Regions from separate parts of the Homo sapiens genome. Here region 1 is linked to region 2. A link is a contact called in ENCODE Hi-C or POLR2A ChIA-PET data. All regions are on one chromosome and are shown on one strand. Each heading gives the region's core, a stretch centred on a gene start or an enhancer-like site at or near the end of the contact. The rest is flanking DNA. Distances are from core to core; before and after follow the strand shown.

What was found. A loop is a pair of places that touch in the nucleus more often than their neighbours do. ChIA-PET counts read pairs that join two places held with the same protein, here RNA polymerase II (POLR2A). Pooled maps may share reads with other maps.
Region 1: a map of naive thymus-derived CD4-positive, alpha-beta T cell shows a loop between it and region 2 (22-fold over the local background). The contact joins the promoter of ASB16-AS1 here to the enhancer-like site in region 2. A Hi-C loop is called at or near these places in 1 of 168 maps with a recorded cell type or tissue (naive thymus-derived CD4-positive, alpha-beta T cell) and 5 of 50 pooled maps. POLR2A ChIA-PET finds 5 or more read pairs at or near these places in 1 of 52 experiments (naive thymus-derived CD8-positive, alpha-beta T cell).

Annotation. Positions count from the first base shown.
Region 1 is chr17:44,184,919-44,190,269 of GRCh38, reverse strand. It overlaps ASB16-AS1 (ASB16 antisense RNA 1), which reads left to right and starts at 3,553. Exons shown (of 3, transcript NR_049730.1): 1 at 3,553-3,705. TMUB2 (transmembrane and ubiquitin like domain containing 2) reads right to left here and starts at 3,298. Exons shown (of 4, transcript NM_001076674.3): 1 at 3,161-3,298; 2 at 2,527-2,594; 3 at 682-1,248. The coding sequence starts at 2,561. RefSeq lists an enhancer at 3,440-3,974.
Region 2 is chr17:43,718,939-43,724,362 of GRCh38, reverse strand. It overlaps the pseudogene WHSC1L2P. Among named protein-coding and RNA genes, the nearest start is that of SOST, 37 kb to the left of the region's middle. RefSeq lists silencers at 3,340-3,399, 3,550-3,659, 3,690-3,759 and an enhancer at 5,199-5,424. Within about 2 kb of position 3,987, at least 34 of the 41 ENCODE cell types and tissues checked have a DNase peak (open chromatin) inside an H3K27ac peak, as active enhancers do.

The sequences.
Region 1 (5,351 bases), core at 2,304-4,803, 470 kb before region 2:
AAGCAATTCTCCTGCCTCACCCTCCCGAGTAGCTGGGACTACAGGAGTGCGCCACCATGCCCAGCTAATTTTTGTATTTTTTTTTTTAGTAGAGACAGGGTTTCACCATGCTGGCCAGGATGGTCTTGATATCTTGACCTTGTGATCTGCCCGCCTTGGCCTCCCAAAGTGCTGGGATTACAGGCGTGAGCCACCGCGACAGGCCCCCCTCATCTTTATCCTTAACTAATGAGGGGTGTATTTGTTTGTTTTGTTTTTTTAGATGGAGTCTCACTCTGTCGCCCAGGCTGGAGTGCAGTGGCGCAATCTCGGCTCACTGCAACCTCCACCTCCTGGGTTCAAGCGATTCTCCTGCCTCAGCCTCCTGAGTAGCTGGGATTGCAGGCGTGCGCCACCACGCCCGGCTGATTTTTGTATGTTTAGTAGAGATGGGGTTTCACCATGTTGGTCAGGCTGGTCTCGAACTCCTAACCTCGTGATGCACCCGCCTCGGCCTCCCAAAGTCCCGGGAGCCACTGCACCCGGCCTGAAGGGTGTATTTCTAAGAAAGTATCTACCTGCCCTTGGTAGGGGCTGGATCTTACACTTTGCTGCAGCTCCCATGTCTGCACCAGCCTCCTTAGAGGCAACCAAGGGCTGGGGGATGAGCACAAGCAGCTTCCCACTTCCCAGGCCACTCACCTCTTCAGGGCACCCACGGTATCCTCTGGCCTAGCCACAGCCAGCTCCTCGGTATCATTGAGGAATTTGAGCCGCACAGTGATGAGGCCAGGGCTGGGAGGGAGGCAGGTGCTATCCTCAGATCTCAGGGGGGCCTCTGGACTGCTGCTGCCTGCACCTGCTTGTCTTTTGGGCAGGCCTTGGATGTCAAGGAGATGCTCAAGGCTGGGCTCAACACCACCCCCAGCTCCAGCCTCCCCAGTGGAGTCTCCCCGACCTTCACCCGCCTCTTCAGCCTTCTCATCATTACCCTCTGATGGATGGGGGAGTTCAGTTGGCTCGGGGTTGCCTTGGCCTGCCACCAGGTGGTCCACATGCCCCAGGTGGAGGACGGATGTGTCGCCTGCTGACACAATAGCGCCCAGGAGCTGGTTGCTACCGCTGTCTGCTACGTAGGTAGAGAGCCAAGCTAGGACCAAGGCTAGAATCAGCACCACCACACCTGCCACCACCATCACCTCATTACCCACACCCTCAATGAGGGTGACATCAGAGAGCTCCATGGCCTGGCTGCTGGCAGGGTCCACGCTGCAGGAACAAAGGGGGACAGCATCAGCAGAGCCTGAGGGGTTGCAACCAGGTCTCTAGTTTGTTTAGGTTCTAACTGACCCAGCCCTGAAAAAAAAAAAAAAGGAGTTCAGTGTTGTGTAGAAGGGGGCACAAACCTTCCTAATTCCGGCACCCCAACCTAAACCTAAAGACCTACCCTACCCTTTGCCTCTATTGTGAAACTCTTGCTTTCACGTTCTGTGACCTTCCTCTCTCAAACTCCAACTTCCCAATGAGTGTGGATCAGCAGGAAAAGCCCACAGCCTTGCTGCTGCTGCTACTGTTGTTGCTTTTTTGGTGAATGAGGAAAAATCTTTGCTGAGGCCTGAGTTTCTCTAGGATTTCTATCGCTTGGTCAAGCAAATATGCCTCCTAAGCAGCCTCCAAAGTGGCTTCAGAGAGACCCAAAAGCCTGGAATATTTTACTGTGGGGCCCCCCTGGAAGCACTGTTTAGCCATCCCTGCCAGATTGTCTCATTTGAGCCTATTTCATTCCTGGTCACAGATCCAGGCTGCCAGATGTCAAGAGCCAAAGAAAACTGACCTACCATCAAAAGCAGAGTCAGACAAATCTAAAACGATAACTCTGTAGGGACCGCGGGCAGATACTATGCAGCAGACATTATGTGCCGCCTCTGAAACTTCTGGCAAGCCCTGGGGAGCAACTTGGGACAGACACCAGAAGCACCACCTTCCTGGGTCACCATGGGCCCACTCCTGCAATGACCACTCCCCAAGTGGAGTGATTTGAAAAAGATTCCATAACAGCTCTCACAATCCATATCTCAGTCTCTCTTCTTTCACTGTGAAGGTTCTGCTGCTGCAGTTTCTTAGAAAGGCAGGAAGGGTCCCTGCTTGCTCCTTGGAGTACCTACTATTTCCCTTGGAGAATCTGCTGCTTTCACAGCTGTCCCTGGGCAAATCCAGTCTGGTGATTACCATTATCAGACTATTCTCACAGCACCTATAAAACTTCATTATACTTATGTACCTGTCCATCTTTCTATTAGACTCCTGGTAGACAAGGATCGTATGTATTTCTCTTGGTACTGAAGTGTCCAATATAATGCCCCAGTAGTTGCTCAAAGAATTATCTGTGGAACACATCAACATCCTTATTTAATATACCGGCCCTGGAGTTAGAAAAACAACTAATTATAACCCCAGTCTTGCGTCTTACTAGCTATAACACCTCAGACAACTTTCTCAGAGCCTCAGCTTTCTCATCAGTAAAATGGGGTTAAAAACAGTACCTACCTCATGAGGTTGTTTTGAAGATGACGTGAAATCATCGAAGCAAAATACTTGGCACAGTGCCTGGCACACTGCAAATTGCAATTGCTTAATAACGGTAGTAATTATTTATCACAACCACAACTAACCCCTGATGGTAAGAAGGTTAATGTTATTAACCATGATTTACAGGAAAAGAAACTGCGGCAAAGAAAGACGAAAACGATTGGCACAGACACAGGGAACTCTCGTGGGGAGGGGCCCGGCAGGACCCCAGGTGTCCGGCCTCAGGGGTCTTTGCTCTGTCCCTCAGCCTGTGATCTACCCTGTCCGTACCGTGACCGCACGGTGAGGAGGGGTCCCGCACCCTTTTTCTGAGGCGAAGGTTCCGCTTTTGGATGGTCCTATTCCCTCGGCGTTGGACTGGGGTCCATGGGCCCACCCGAACCGAAGGGCTGCCTGGCCCCAGCCTCCGTGATAAGACCAGTTGTCCCGGCCAGTGAGGAGTAGGGTCGGCTAAGGGGGTCACAAACCGTCCACACCCCTCAAACTTCGGGGCGGGGCTGGGGAACTGGGGGCGGGGCTTCAGGACGCGAGGAGTCATGGGAAATTAAAGGGGGATTGGACCGGCACTGTGCCTGGATGGGGAAGTCCTCACCTGAAAAGACCAGACTAAATGTTTTGACCTCGCCAGGACGGCCCCTGGACTCGTCTTTCCGTAGGGGTCGGGAAAAGGGCTGGCAATCTGCGATTCTGTTCAGGGTCCGGTCTCTTCCGGCTTCTCCCGGAAGCTGTTATACCAGGGACAGGAAGTCCCGCCTCCGCGCCTTGCACTGATGACGCGAAGCTGCGTAAGACGGGCTGACGTAAAAGGTATTCTTTAAATAAAAGGGACAGGTTTCTCAGCGGAAGGAGGGGTGGAGTCATTGTTGGCGGGATTGCGGCCCTCCCAGAGCGGGGCCACGCCTGGTGGGCGGGGCCTTAGGCAATCCAGGGTGAGAGGCGGGGCCAGGGGGGAGGAGTTAGCGCGGAGGTACTTGGGAAAGGGGCGTGGCTTCGCGACTGCGGAAGGTTGCCCGGGCTGGCGCCGCTGGGCAGAGCCGGTGCGACGTTTCCCTTTCCAGCTTTGTTCTTCCGGCCCTGCTGTCTGCCTCCCCGGCTGATTGGATTCGTTACTGCTTTGCAACGCGCACCTAACTCCAGGTTAGCGGGGATTAGTAAGAACTCAGCTCTGGGCCAGTCGGGAAGACAGATAAGGAGACCAGTTAGTCAGCATCCAGTGCTTGAAGAGTGCGGCCCCAGGTAGTGTGGGACCCGGAGAAAGAAGGCGGGAAAGCATTTCAAAGAAGGCACAGATTCGGCGCAGGCTTAGGACACAAAAAGGGGGAAAAGTCCAGCTTTCAAGAACTTATCCAGATTTTTGCAGTTAAAATTTTTTCTTTTTTGAGACGGGAGTTCCGCTCTTGTTGCCCAGGCTGGAGTGCAATGGCGCGATCTCGGCTCACTGCAACCTCCGCCCCCCCGGGTTCAAGCGATTCTTTTGCCTCAGCCTGCCGAGTAGCTGGGATTACAGGCATGCGCCACCACGCCCCGCTAATTTTGTATTTTAGTAGAGACAGGGTTTCTCCATGTTGGTCAGGCTGGTCTCGAACTCCCGACCTCAGGTGATCCGCCCCCGTCTCGGCCTCCCAAAGTGCTGGCATTACAGGCGTGAGCTACCGCGCTCGGCCGCAATTAAAATTTTTTCTAAAAACTTACTGTGGCCGGGGGGAGTGGCTTACTCTTGTAATCCCACCGCTTTGGGAGGCAGAGGTGGGAGGATCGCTTGAGCTCAGGAGTTCGAGGCTGCAGTGAGCTATGATCTGAGCCACTGCATTGCACCCGACAGGGAGGCCTTGTCTCCAAAAAAAAAAAAAAAAGCGCTGGAGTTTGGGGTTTTGGAGAACTACTGATTAAAGGATAAATAATCCAGACAGGGGCAAACATAAGCAAAAAGCTCGGTGGCTTCTACCAACTGAACACTGGCAGAAGTAGCACTTAGATCAAGAAATAGATAATTAGGACTGGCGCGGTGGCTCACGCCTGTAATCCCAACACGTTAGGAGGCTAAGGCAGGCGGATCACAAGGTCAGGAGTTCAAGACCAGCCTGGGTAACATGGTGAAATCCCGTCTCTACTAAAAATACAAAAATTAGCCGGGCGTGGTGGCGCACGCCTGTAATCCTGGCTACTCAGAAGGCTGAGGCAGGAGAATGGCTTGAACCTGGGAGGCGGAGGTTGCAGTGAGCTGAGATGGAGCCACTGCACGCCAGCTGGGGTGACAGAGCGAGACTCTGTCTCAGGAAAAAAAAAAAAAAGAAAGAATTACCCCAGAATCTCCCCCTTCATGTCTTCTTCTAGCCATTAACCTCCAAAGAGTAATCACTATTCTGACGTCTGTCACCATACATTAGTTTTTCCTGTTTTTGTACTTGCTATAAATGGAATCCAACTGTGTATCCTCTTCGGTGTCTAGCTTCTTTTTTGTAAGTCCTTTCATTGTGGTAAAATAAACATAGCTAGGCACAGTGGCATGCACCTGTAGTCCCAGCTACTCTGAAGGCTGACTCAGCAGTGTCACTTGAGCCCAGGAGTTAAAGGCCAGCCTGGGCAACACAGGGAGACCTCTATCTCTAAAGATAAATATATACATATACGTAACATAAAACTTAAAACCATTTTAACTATTTTTAAGTTTGCAATTCAGTGGCATTAAGTACATTCACAAAGCCGGGCACAGTGGCTCATACTTGTAATCCCAGCACTTTGGGAGGCTGAGGCAGGAGGATCCCTTGAGCCAGGAGTTCAAG
Region 2 (5,424 bases), core at 2,738-5,237:
GCCCCAAGATTTGTAGCTAATTCATTTCTTCTTTCTGCTTAGCAAGGGACTGGCTGAGATCTCAGGCCTTTCCAGCTGTGATATCCAGTGTGGCTCTGATCCCCAGGCTTTATGACTCTGCTGCTGCTACCACTGCATCCCAGGGGACTGCCAAAGTGTGTGCAGGTCACGTCCCAGTGGGGCTCTGCCTGACCCAGCACTGAAAAATGGTTTACCCCTGAGTCATTCAGACAATTGATATCGTTGAGAAACCACGGTGTGTAGGCCCTAGGCTGGGCACTGTGCCTGCTTCTGGGGACAGTCAATTGAATAAGACACTGGCCTCATCTTCAACATGTTTACAATCCTGTGGCAGCAAACAATTAGAAGCCACTGGTTCTAGGACCTTAATTAGGAATTTCTCCTGATTACTGCTTTCGTTAAAAAGACATGAGCACATCTCCAGCTAATCAGTCAACAAATATTTACTGAGCACCTACTATGTTCCAGGCTCTGTTTTAGGTACTTGGGGTACATCAGTGGAACAAATAAACAGTAGAAATATAAATAAATGAGCCTTGAAGGCCTGCTTTTATCTCTCTGCCCATCTCGGTCCTGGGGAAATAAATGTGGGTGTTTCAGGCCGAACATCCAAATGATCAACTTTTTTTTGAGACAGGGTCTCCTTCTGTCTCAGGGTCTCCTCCTTCACCAGGCTGAAGTGCAGTGGTGCAAACACAGCTCACTGCATCCTCAACCTCCTGGACTCAAGCAATCCTAGCACCTCAGCCTCCTCGTGTAGATGGGACCACAGGCATGTGCCACCACACCAGGCTAATTTTTAAATTTTTTGTTAAGAAAAGGTCTCACCATGTTGTCCATGCTGGTCTCAAACTCCTGGGCTCAAGTGATTTTCCCGCCTCAGCCTCCCAAAGCACTGAGATTAGAGGCATAAGCCACCGCAACAGGCCATCATCAACTTAATTCTAAGGCATTTCCCACCCCCACCCTCATTCCCTGAACTCCCATCCTCCTTTGATCCTCAGTCAAGGCCAACTTCGAAAACTCCTTGGTAATCAGCTGGGAGCTTGCAGGGCCCAGACCTTCAGCAGCTTGTGGGAATGTCCCATGAGGAACTTTTTTTTTGTCAAAAGAATGCCAGGAGTTTAATTACTGTGTGGCCCATGGAGGTGATTTCCATTTATCAGCCAGAACCCAGACAGATCCTAGGAAGGCCCATCATGTGAGGCTGTGGCCGCCGTGGCCTGCTCTCTCCAGCAAAGGATAACCCTGGGGCCTGTGCCCTGGGCAGGGGCAGCAGGAATGCTTTGAATGCTTCCCCTGCATGTGGCCTTGGGTTTTACCAATGGCTACAGCGGGTGGTTTAATTAATAAATGTCCACTGCTTGTCATTTATCATTAGCAAAACAGGAGGGGTTGGAGGTGGGGGCAGCCAAGAGGGCAGGGAAGCTTTCTCCAAACAAGGTGCACCGATAAATTAAAGCTTTATCCATCAGTCTCACAGGCTGGCTGCTGTTGTACAGCCCCACGTTACTTTCCTCTGGTTCAGAGGCCAATCTCATGTTTCTGAAGGGCTTTGCAGCAGCTGTAGGGGGTTTCATCTATGACTGTGTTTCCCTTGTCAAATCTCAGCAAAGGACTGTGTTGCATGGTATGGAGGAGAGAGAGCAGCATGTGCCCAGGGGACTGGTTCCCATCGGGGTCTCAAACTGAAACTCTATGGTGGATCCAGCCTGAGGCTAGATTTTTGTTTGGCTACAATGGCATTTGACAAATTGGAAATTTTTACATAAAAATTCAAGTTTCTGGCTTCTATTGAAAAAGCAAGGCGAGGCAAAACCAAACCCTCTTTTTCAGTATGGCAACAAGCAGCTGATGGCCAGCTTAGGCAGGCAGGGCAGCCATGTGAGGTTGTGTGAGTTGTGCACTGCACAAAAGCACCTAGCAGAAGGTGCAAATGGAGGCTGAATCCAGGCCAGGCTGTCTTTCCAGCAGAAGCCCTGTAGGCAGGATGCAGGCCTTCCACTTCCCCACCACCGCTGACAATCCCTGCTACTTTACTCACCTACTCCATTCATTTACGTTACCTATCTGAGCTTGGTAAGCACTTGGTGTTTTCATTCCTAGTATACAATCAGGGCACTATTTCGTCTTCTCTATGTGAGAAATGCCTCTTCAACCTTCAAGGCTCAGCTCAACTCATAGAAGCTCCCTGGTGGTACCCTCCTCTGTATTTTCTCAACAGCAACCCACACTGCTATTATAGCACTCGGCACACCCTTGTGCTCTAATTTGTTAGCGGATCCTGTTTCCTGCAGACTTTGAGCCCCTTGAAGATAGATCCTACCATTTCTACTTTTCCTCTGCCTGGCACATAATGGGCACTAAATCAGTAGGGCTGAATGAATGGGTTTATGGCCAAGTGTGCCCCAGGCAAGGGAGGCCTCCAAGAGGCTGCCTAAAATCCTAAGCCAGGAAGGTCAGGAAAGGGTGATAAAAGGTTTTAACTTTGGGGTTTTGAAAGACCCTAGACTCCTAGGTTTCTTCTCTTGGACACTCTATGGGGCACTTAAAATCCTGAGTCATGCTGATTTTGGGATTTCCTCTGACCAGAAAGCTGAGTGTTTAAGACTTTTCACATTCGCTTGTTTTGTTGCAAGGAGCTAGTAAGAGCTCAGCCTGGCCTCTCCCAAAACCACTCATAAAGGAGCAGCAGACATGGTGCAGCCAACAGAGACTTCAGGGAACAAGGATGGCTGTGACTTGTGCAGAGCAATTCTGGGATCCTGGAACCTGAAATACATCTCCTCCCCAGAAATTTAGCCTGAAATTTCTTTAACCAAGATCAAAAGGTGAACCTTGCTTCTAATAATCACAGAGGACTGAATGTGTTCTGCGAAGGAGAGCCACACTGGTCTAAATTATTTCCAACTAACGTGTAAATGACTGATAGAGGTTTTTGGTTTTTTTGTTTTGTTTTTGTTGATTTTTTTTTTTTCCTAAATGCTAGTTTGGTGAGAAGGTAAAAAGAGTTATAAAAGTGCAACACCAAGGCGGGTGGATCGCGAGGTCAGGAGTTCGATACCAGCCTGGCCAACATGGTGAAACCCCATCTCTACTAAAAGTACAAAGAATTAGCTGGGCGTGGAGGCGCGCCCCCGTAATCCCAGCTCCTCGGAGGCTGAAGCAGGAGAATCGCTTGAACCCGGGAGGCGGAGGTTGCAGCGAGCCGAGATCGCGCCATTGCACTCCAGCCTGGGTGACAGAGCGAGACTCCGTCTCAAAAAAAAAAAAAAAAAAAAAAAAAAAAAAAAAAGCAACAAGCCCTCTCGCCTAGTCTCTCCTTTGTCGTCCAGACCCTCGCGGCCGCGGGCGTTCGTGGTTCGTCCCCTCCGCCCCCTCCGTCCCCTCCGCCCTTTCCGCCGCGCTGACTCGCCGCTTCCTCCTGGGCTCCATCGCCCCAAACCCGGGACTGCACTTCCCGGCAGACGCCGCGGCCAATGAGGGAGGGGCTGAGGATTTGGCGGCGGCGGCGCCCCGAGAGTCGGGGTGACGGGGCTTTGTGCGCTGAGGCGGAGGCTGCCAGCACGGAGGCGGAGGCCCAGGGGCTGTGCACAGGTCACCGCGGAGAGACGTGCGATTTCCCAGCCGAGCGCCGAGGACCCTGCTGCCCAGGCCAGGCTGCCAGCCGTAGGCTCCTCTCTGGCGGCAGCGGGGGCGCGGCGACACCCGTCTCTCGGCCTCCCCTTCCCACCCCACCTCCGGAGCCTTCCTCCTGCCGCAGCACGCCTGGCCTGGTCCGGCTGTGGCCCTCCTCGATCTCCGTGTCCCTCCTGTGATCGCATTGAGACGGCCGGGCGGTTAGAACGGGACAAACTGAAGGCCCGATGAGAGAAAGGGAAAGTTAAGAATGCTGGAGCAGAACAATGGATTTCTCTTTCTCTTTCATGCAAGGGATCACGGGAAACACAGTTCAACAACCACCTCAACTCACTGACTCCGCCAGCATCCGTCAGGAGGATGCCTTTGATAACAAAATTGACATTGCTGAAGATGGTGGCCAGACACCATACGAAGCTACCTTGCAGCAAAGCTTTCAATACTCACCTACAACAGATCTTCCTCCACTCACAAATGGCTACCTGCCATCAATCAGCATGTATGAAATTCAAACCAAATACCAGTCGCATAATCAATATCCTAATGGGTCAGCCAATGACTTTGGCGCAGCTAGAAACTTTAGCCCCACTGACTATTACCATTCAGAAATTCTAAACAGAAGACCACATTAAATTCTAGAAAACCCTTCCCCTCCACAGCCACCACTTCGGTACCACAAACTGTGATTCCAAAGAAGAGTGGCTCACCTGAAGTTAAACTAAAAATAACCAAAACTATCCAGAATGGCAGGGAATTGTTCAAGTCTTCCCTTTGTGGAGACCTTTTAAATGAAGTACAGGCAAGTGAGCACACGAAGTCAAAGCATGAAAGCAGAAAAGAAAAGAGGAAAAAACCCAAAAAGCATGACTCATCAAGATCTGAAGAGCGCAAGTCACACAAAATCCCCAAATTAGAACCAGAGGAACAAAATAGACCAAATGAGAGGGTTCACACCATATCAGAAAAACCAAGGGAAGATCCAGTACTAAAAGAGGAAGCCCCAGTTCAGCCAATACTATCTTCTGTTCCAACAACAGAAGTGTCCACTGGTGTTAAGTTTCAAGTTGGTGATCTTGTGTGGTCCAAGGTGGGAACCTATCCGTGCTGGCCTTGTATGGATTGAAGTGATCCCCAGCTGGAGGTTCATACCAAAATTAACACAGGAGGTGCCCGAAAATATCATGTCCAGTGTTTTAGCAAACAGCCAGAGAGGGTGTGGGTTCATGAAAAATGGGTACAGGAGTATAAAGGTCATAAGCGGTATGAAGAATTACTGGCTGAGGCAACCAAACAAGCCAGCAATCACTCTGAGAAACAAAAGATTTGGAAACCCTGACCTCAGAGAGAACATGCTCAATGGGATTTTGGCATTGCCCATGCAGAGAAAGCATTGAAAATGACTTGAGAAGAAAGAATAGAACAGTATACTTTTATCTATATTGATTAACAGCCTGAAGAGGGTTTATCCCAAGCAAAAAAGAATGTTGGGGCCGGGCGCGGTGGCTCACGTCTGTAATCCCAGCACTTTGGGAGGCCCAGGCGGGCGGATCACAAGGTCAGGAGATTGAGACCATCCTGGCTAACACGGTGAAACCCCGTCTCTACTAAAAAAATACAAAAAAATTAGCCGGGCATGGTGGTGGGCGCCTGTAATCCCAGGTACTTGGGAGGCTGAGGCAGGAGAATGGCATGAACCGGAGATCGCACCACTGCATTCCAGCCTGGGCGACAGAGCGAGACTCCATCTAAAAAAAAAAAAAAAAA